Regions from separate parts of the Homo sapiens genome. Here region 1 is linked to region 2. A link is a loop called in an ENCODE intact Hi-C map of the cell type or tissue named here. Cell type or tissue: heart right ventricle. All regions are shown on one strand.

The links. Hi-C counts contacts between places; a loop is a spot of excess contacts. Peaks named below come from ENCODE experiments on the same cell type or tissue, not always from the same donor. Only the 100,000 strongest peaks of a DNase experiment are listed, where the experiment ranks them.
Region 1: a loop joins it to region 2, with 5 times the contacts of the local background. A loop is called at or near these places in 75 of 110 quality-filtered maps.

What each region holds. Positions count from the first base shown.
Region 1 is chr7:37,915,799-37,918,298 of GRCh38, forward strand. SFRP4 (secreted frizzled related protein 4) reads right to left here and starts at 1,019. Exons shown (of 6, transcript NM_003014.4): 1 at 295-1,019. The coding sequence starts at 739. In heart right ventricle, CTCF peaks have their summits at 1,457 (motif pointing right) and 1,658; DNase peaks (open chromatin) are centred at 433, 1,163 and 1,489; H3K4me3 peaks cover 1,853 bases; H3K27ac peaks cover 2,123 bases; H3K27me3 peaks cover 1,090 bases.
Region 2 is chr7:38,214,781-38,217,280 of GRCh38, forward strand. STARD3NL (STARD3 N-terminal like) reads left to right here. Exons shown (of 9, transcript NM_032016.4): 4 at 248-325; 5 at 2,245-2,298; 6 at 2,408-2,500. Among named protein-coding and RNA genes, the nearest start is that of STARD3NL, 38 kb to the left of the region's middle. In heart right ventricle, CTCF peaks have their summits at 1,113 (motif pointing right) and 1,327; a DNase peak (open chromatin) is centred at 1,141; H3K27ac peaks cover 1,206 bases.

The DNA.
Region 1 (2,500 bases), 300 kb before region 2:
GTTTACTGCTATTATCATTTCTGTTATTACTATAAATGCAAACATCATCGAAGGCTCCCTTTGTAAGCAAAATCTTTTTTTTTTTCTTTATGGGGTGCAGTGCTCTCCGCTAGCTCCTAAAATTCCTATGGGAGAAACCAGACTTTTTCTGAAGAAAATGTTTCCCCCATTCTTTCCCACCTCCTACAAGCCTCAGACGCCCCTGGCAGCCTTAGGTGTGGCCGCCCAGTTCTCGATTGGCAGCCACAGCCCCGGGCGCCTCCTCGCCTCCCTCCATCCTTCCTACGGCCTCACCCTCCGGGAGGTCCGTGACGATGGCTTCAGGCGAGATGCACACGCCACGGTCATAGACAGGCAGCTCGTCGCAGGCCAGGCTTTCGGGCCAGCTGTGGTTGTACATCTTCATGAGGGGCTCGCAGTCGTCGCGCGCGCGTTGGCACACCGACTTGCACGGCTTGATAGGGTCGTGCAGGAACTCCAGGGTGCAAATGGGCGCGTACATGGCACAGAGGAAGAAGCGCAGCACGGCGCTGCAGTTCACGTCCACCAGCTCCTCGTACTGCTCGATGGCCAGGATGGCGTTCTCCTGCGTGCTGTGGTGCAGGTGGTTGGGCATCCGCGTGATGTTCCAGGGCATGTGCCGGCACATAGGGATGCGCACCGCCTCGCAGGGCGCGCCGCGCACGCCCAGCGCCAGGTGCAGCCACAGGCACAGCGCCACTAGGATGGAGAGGAACATGGCACTGCCCTCTCGCGCTGCGACCCCGGCAGACAGAAAGCGCCCTTCTCTTCCTGCCACCCTCATCTTTCGCTGTCCCTTCGCCGAGGAAGAAATCCTCTGGGGCGCAGGAGAGTTTCTTCCCCCAAACTCCAGTCGGCAGCAAAGCGGGGCCGCGGGGTCCGGCCGCGGAGCTCCGCCGTCTGGCACACAGGGCACGAGCAGCGCCAGCTCTCAGCCTTCGGGGCGCGAACCCGCCCGGGCAGCTCCAGTCCCGGACTCCGCAGCTCGGAGCGCAGCCAGCCACGGCCATTGCGGGACCCTATTTATCCCGACACCTCCCCTGACGTGGGCTCGGAACGCTCCCTTGGCAGCTGCAGCCGCGGCGCGGGCTCCCCCTCGGCCGCCCCACCCCCAGGCCCGTCGGTGCAGAAGCGGTGACATCACCCCCTCTGGGCCGCAGCCCAGGGCTGGAAGCCTGCTTTCCCCCTAAAGTCCCTCCTTTTTAGTCTGGCCAGTCTTTTTTCTTCGGACCAAGAAAAAGAACCTCTGGCAGTTGTTTTCGACACCGGATACAAGAGGGTGCGGGAGAGAATTTCAAGAGAGAGAAAGACACTCTTTGGCTGAAAACTGAACTTTGCTCCCTCTGCCTTAGAGTTTTTCCAAGTATAGAGTTGGGGGAAAATAGGAGCTTCTGCTGCCCTCTAATTCTGAAATATATTTGCTTTCTCCGGTAGGGGGCATGAGGAGCGCTGAGGACAGTTGGGACAATGTCCTGCAAGGCAGGCGAGAGTGCAGTGAATGTCAGAACAGGAGGGTCACGTTGTATAAATCACTCCCACTCCGCCCTTAGTTGTGTGGAGTGTGGTTTGTTGTTGTTGTTGCTAGTAGACAGTTTGGGCCGAAATTTTTCCAGTATAACACTTGGTTTGTTTCTGCTCCAGGAAGTTAACAGAACTGGGGGAAGGTGTGCTAGCATCTTCCAGCTTCAGAAATGTCTTCTAACATTTCCTCTTCCTTCTAACTCCCTGTTCCCCTCTGCAGCATTAGTGGAACCCAGGAGAAAACATTGGGCACCACAATCTGAAAGGTCTCCCCTGCTCTGATCCTTCATGCCAAAGGATTTCCACCTCAGCAGCCTAAAATCTTGATTTTTGATGTGCTCAGAGACTGTTGCTTGAGTTGAGTAAGAAGCTGTGTACTATGGGATGCAAGTATGTATGTTTTGCTTTCTCTTTTATCTTACTTGCATTAGGAAAAGGTAGTCCAATTGCTGGCTCAGCTATCTACAGAAAAGGGAGGATTTATTTATATGAGATTGATGTATATCAATCTTCAGGTGGTAAGACTTCTGGTATATGCTATTTATTAGGGCATCAGCAATATGGAAACATGTTCTCTGAATGTTAATCTTTAAAAACATAGTTTAACTTGAATTTAAGGCACATGGTTTTTCTCTCCAAAGCTTAAACCTACACAATTAGTTTAGTTTTGACTGAGGATTAAAACTAAAGACTAAGGATTAAAACAGCTGAGGAAACAACAAGCACAAGTGACATCTATTGGGAATTTACAATGGTCAAGGTATGAAGCTAAGAACTTTAAATGCATTATCTTATTTTTTAGGGAACATGAATTAAACATAGTAAGTGAAAAGGATAAATGAGACAAATACATTTCAGGATTCATCCAAAGAGTCTGGTTCTTATTTAGGGGAAGCCCAGGGTGTTCTTACACTGCCAAGCCACTCTAGAAAGGTAATCTAGTTCCTATAGAACCAGT
Region 2 (2,500 bases):
TGAAAATGACATCTTTTTTTTCTTGCCTTGTTTTTTCTTTCATAATGGGAGATTAATGTGAGACCTAATTTGCTATTACATTAAGTTGTAGAGCAGGGATTCCCAAATGCTGGTCTACAGACCAGTGCCAGTCCCTGGTAGTCTCCAGCTAAATCACAGTAATGAAGACAGTCTGGTGAGTTTTTCATAAAGCTGTGTCATTTTTGTATATATTTTTTAAAACATCCCTTTATTTTCTTACTTTCAGCTTCTGGCAGTTTTTCGATTTAAAGTGTTAATACTTGCATATGCTGTGTGCAGACTGCGCCATTGGTGGGCAATAGCGGTGAGTATGCCCTGCATGAGTGGGTCATCTCCTCCAGTGCTGGTGGCCAAGTCCTGCTCTCAACAGGCCTGGGCTGGGAGAAGATACAGTTCTAATGCAGGTGGAATCCCACCAGCTTTCCTGAGTCCCGTTTCCTCCATACTTAAGTAGGTTTAATACTCCAGGGCTTCTTTCCAATGTTAATGAGTAACTAGATTTGTCTCTTGGTGCTGAGCCAAATGAGGAATCTAGAAGCCCAACAGTGATTATTGGCCAAGCACCAAGCCACCCTCTACCTCATTTTGCAAATAAGAGATGAGAGGAGACCTCTGTCACAGAGATATTTGGAAAATGTCTTATTTGGTTGAAACTGCTTAGTGATTGTTTTCATGACATGGTCTGTACTTATTTAGGTAATTGCCTTACCCCCTCCTTTCTTCCCCACAACCCCCTGTCTTGGAGGGAAAAGCTCTCAGTCTCTCTGTTGTTGCCTTGGACTTCTCAAGGACAAGGACTTTTTTACTCCTCTGTTTCCTGGCATCTAGCACAGAGAGCTTTGGTATTCTTAATAAGTATTTAGAGATTGATAGAATTACTAGCAGTTCTGCCTGACAGATGTCTGAATATTTGCCTTTTGTAAAGCTTTAATAAGTCAGTTCTATGGGAAGAAAATGTGGAGCTCCTCAGACTAGAGAGAGCTGCTCAGAAATAACCTGCAGTTCTGCAATTAGAGGGTGAGAGCTCGGGTCTGGGTGGCCCAGGCCTGGGTTTCTCCAGCTGGGAATAGGACTTGTGCTGCCCTCCTGAGTCCACTAGGGGGCGATGTCTGTCTGGGCCATGTCTTCTGAGCATTCTCAGAATCACGGGGCAGCGGTCAGACCATCTGTTAATCCGGAAGCTCTCATTTCATGGATATAGGCTGACAGTCTTGGCCAGACTTGACTCCCTTTCCTGAATACTCTTTTGCTGATATCATCATAGCTTTTGATGATTGTACCCTCCCATTTTTCTGCATTTTCTACAACAGATCCCTTTGGGATGTTGTATTCCTGAGTCCCCATATGTATGCTAGTATTTGTCAGACTATCCCTCTCAATGTTTGTTTTAGAAAAGTGTTTGACATATAGATATTCAGTGAGAGCTGTAAGACAGTATCTTCAATATCTGCTTTCAGATTATCTGAAGAATAAGTCTAATTTAGCAAATCATTTTATTGCTTCTGATTCTTGTTTTAAAAAACATTTGCAGAGAAGAGTCTAGAAGCTGGAAGGAGGAGAAGTCAGCTGGTATTTAAAGAGTGCTTAGTGTGAGCCTGTAAAGTTAATTAGTGTCAGAATATAAAATGCTAAACTGCCTCCTCTCCCAAGCAGCTCTGTGTGTGTGTGTGTGTGTGTGTGTGAGTGTGTGTGTGTGTGTGTCTGCAACTTTGTTAATACTTATTGAGCAAGATACTTGGTGTTCCCTGTCCTCCTTCTGTCAGTCAAGCTACTATTGGTATTCATTTTGGTCAGGTTTCACCATGCTAAAAATATTAGTTGAAGGAACAGTGACAAGGCTCAGGTATTATGGTATCTCTGGACTTCACAACCCCTGGCGAGAGCCCTACCTATGCACTTTACCAGTCTCTTCATGTGCTTGTAGAGGCTTTGGAATTGTACCTTCTGGTGGATCAAACTTAGTTACCTAGCACACCAGCCTGCTGAAATGTGGGAGAATAAACCACACACAGTCATTTAGGGATTGTGTCACATGTAGAAGCCCATTTTGCCCCAGTGTGGGTCTAGGGGAGAGAGACTGAGTGATATGGGAAGGAGCCAGGCTAGGCACAGGTTTTTCAGGCCTTGCCTGCTCCTGGCTCAGACGGGTCTCTTGTGAAGAGGGAGGTACCTTCACAGTGTGAGATGCCTAGTGTGAACAGTGCTGGATTATGTGTCTTGCAGTTGACAACGGCAGTGACCAGTGCCTTTTTACTAGCAAAAGTGATCCTTTCGAAGGTATGGCCTACCACTTTTTCTATACAGTTACCATCTTCAGTGATGAAGCCTCGTTTTTCAGTGTGAGTTTGTGGTAACTGCATTTCCCTTTCCTGGTCGTATTTTCCAGCTTTTCTCTCAAGGGGCTTTTGGCTATGTGCTGCCCATCATTTCATTCATCCTTGCCTGGATTGAGACGTGGTTCCTGGATTTCAAAGTGTTA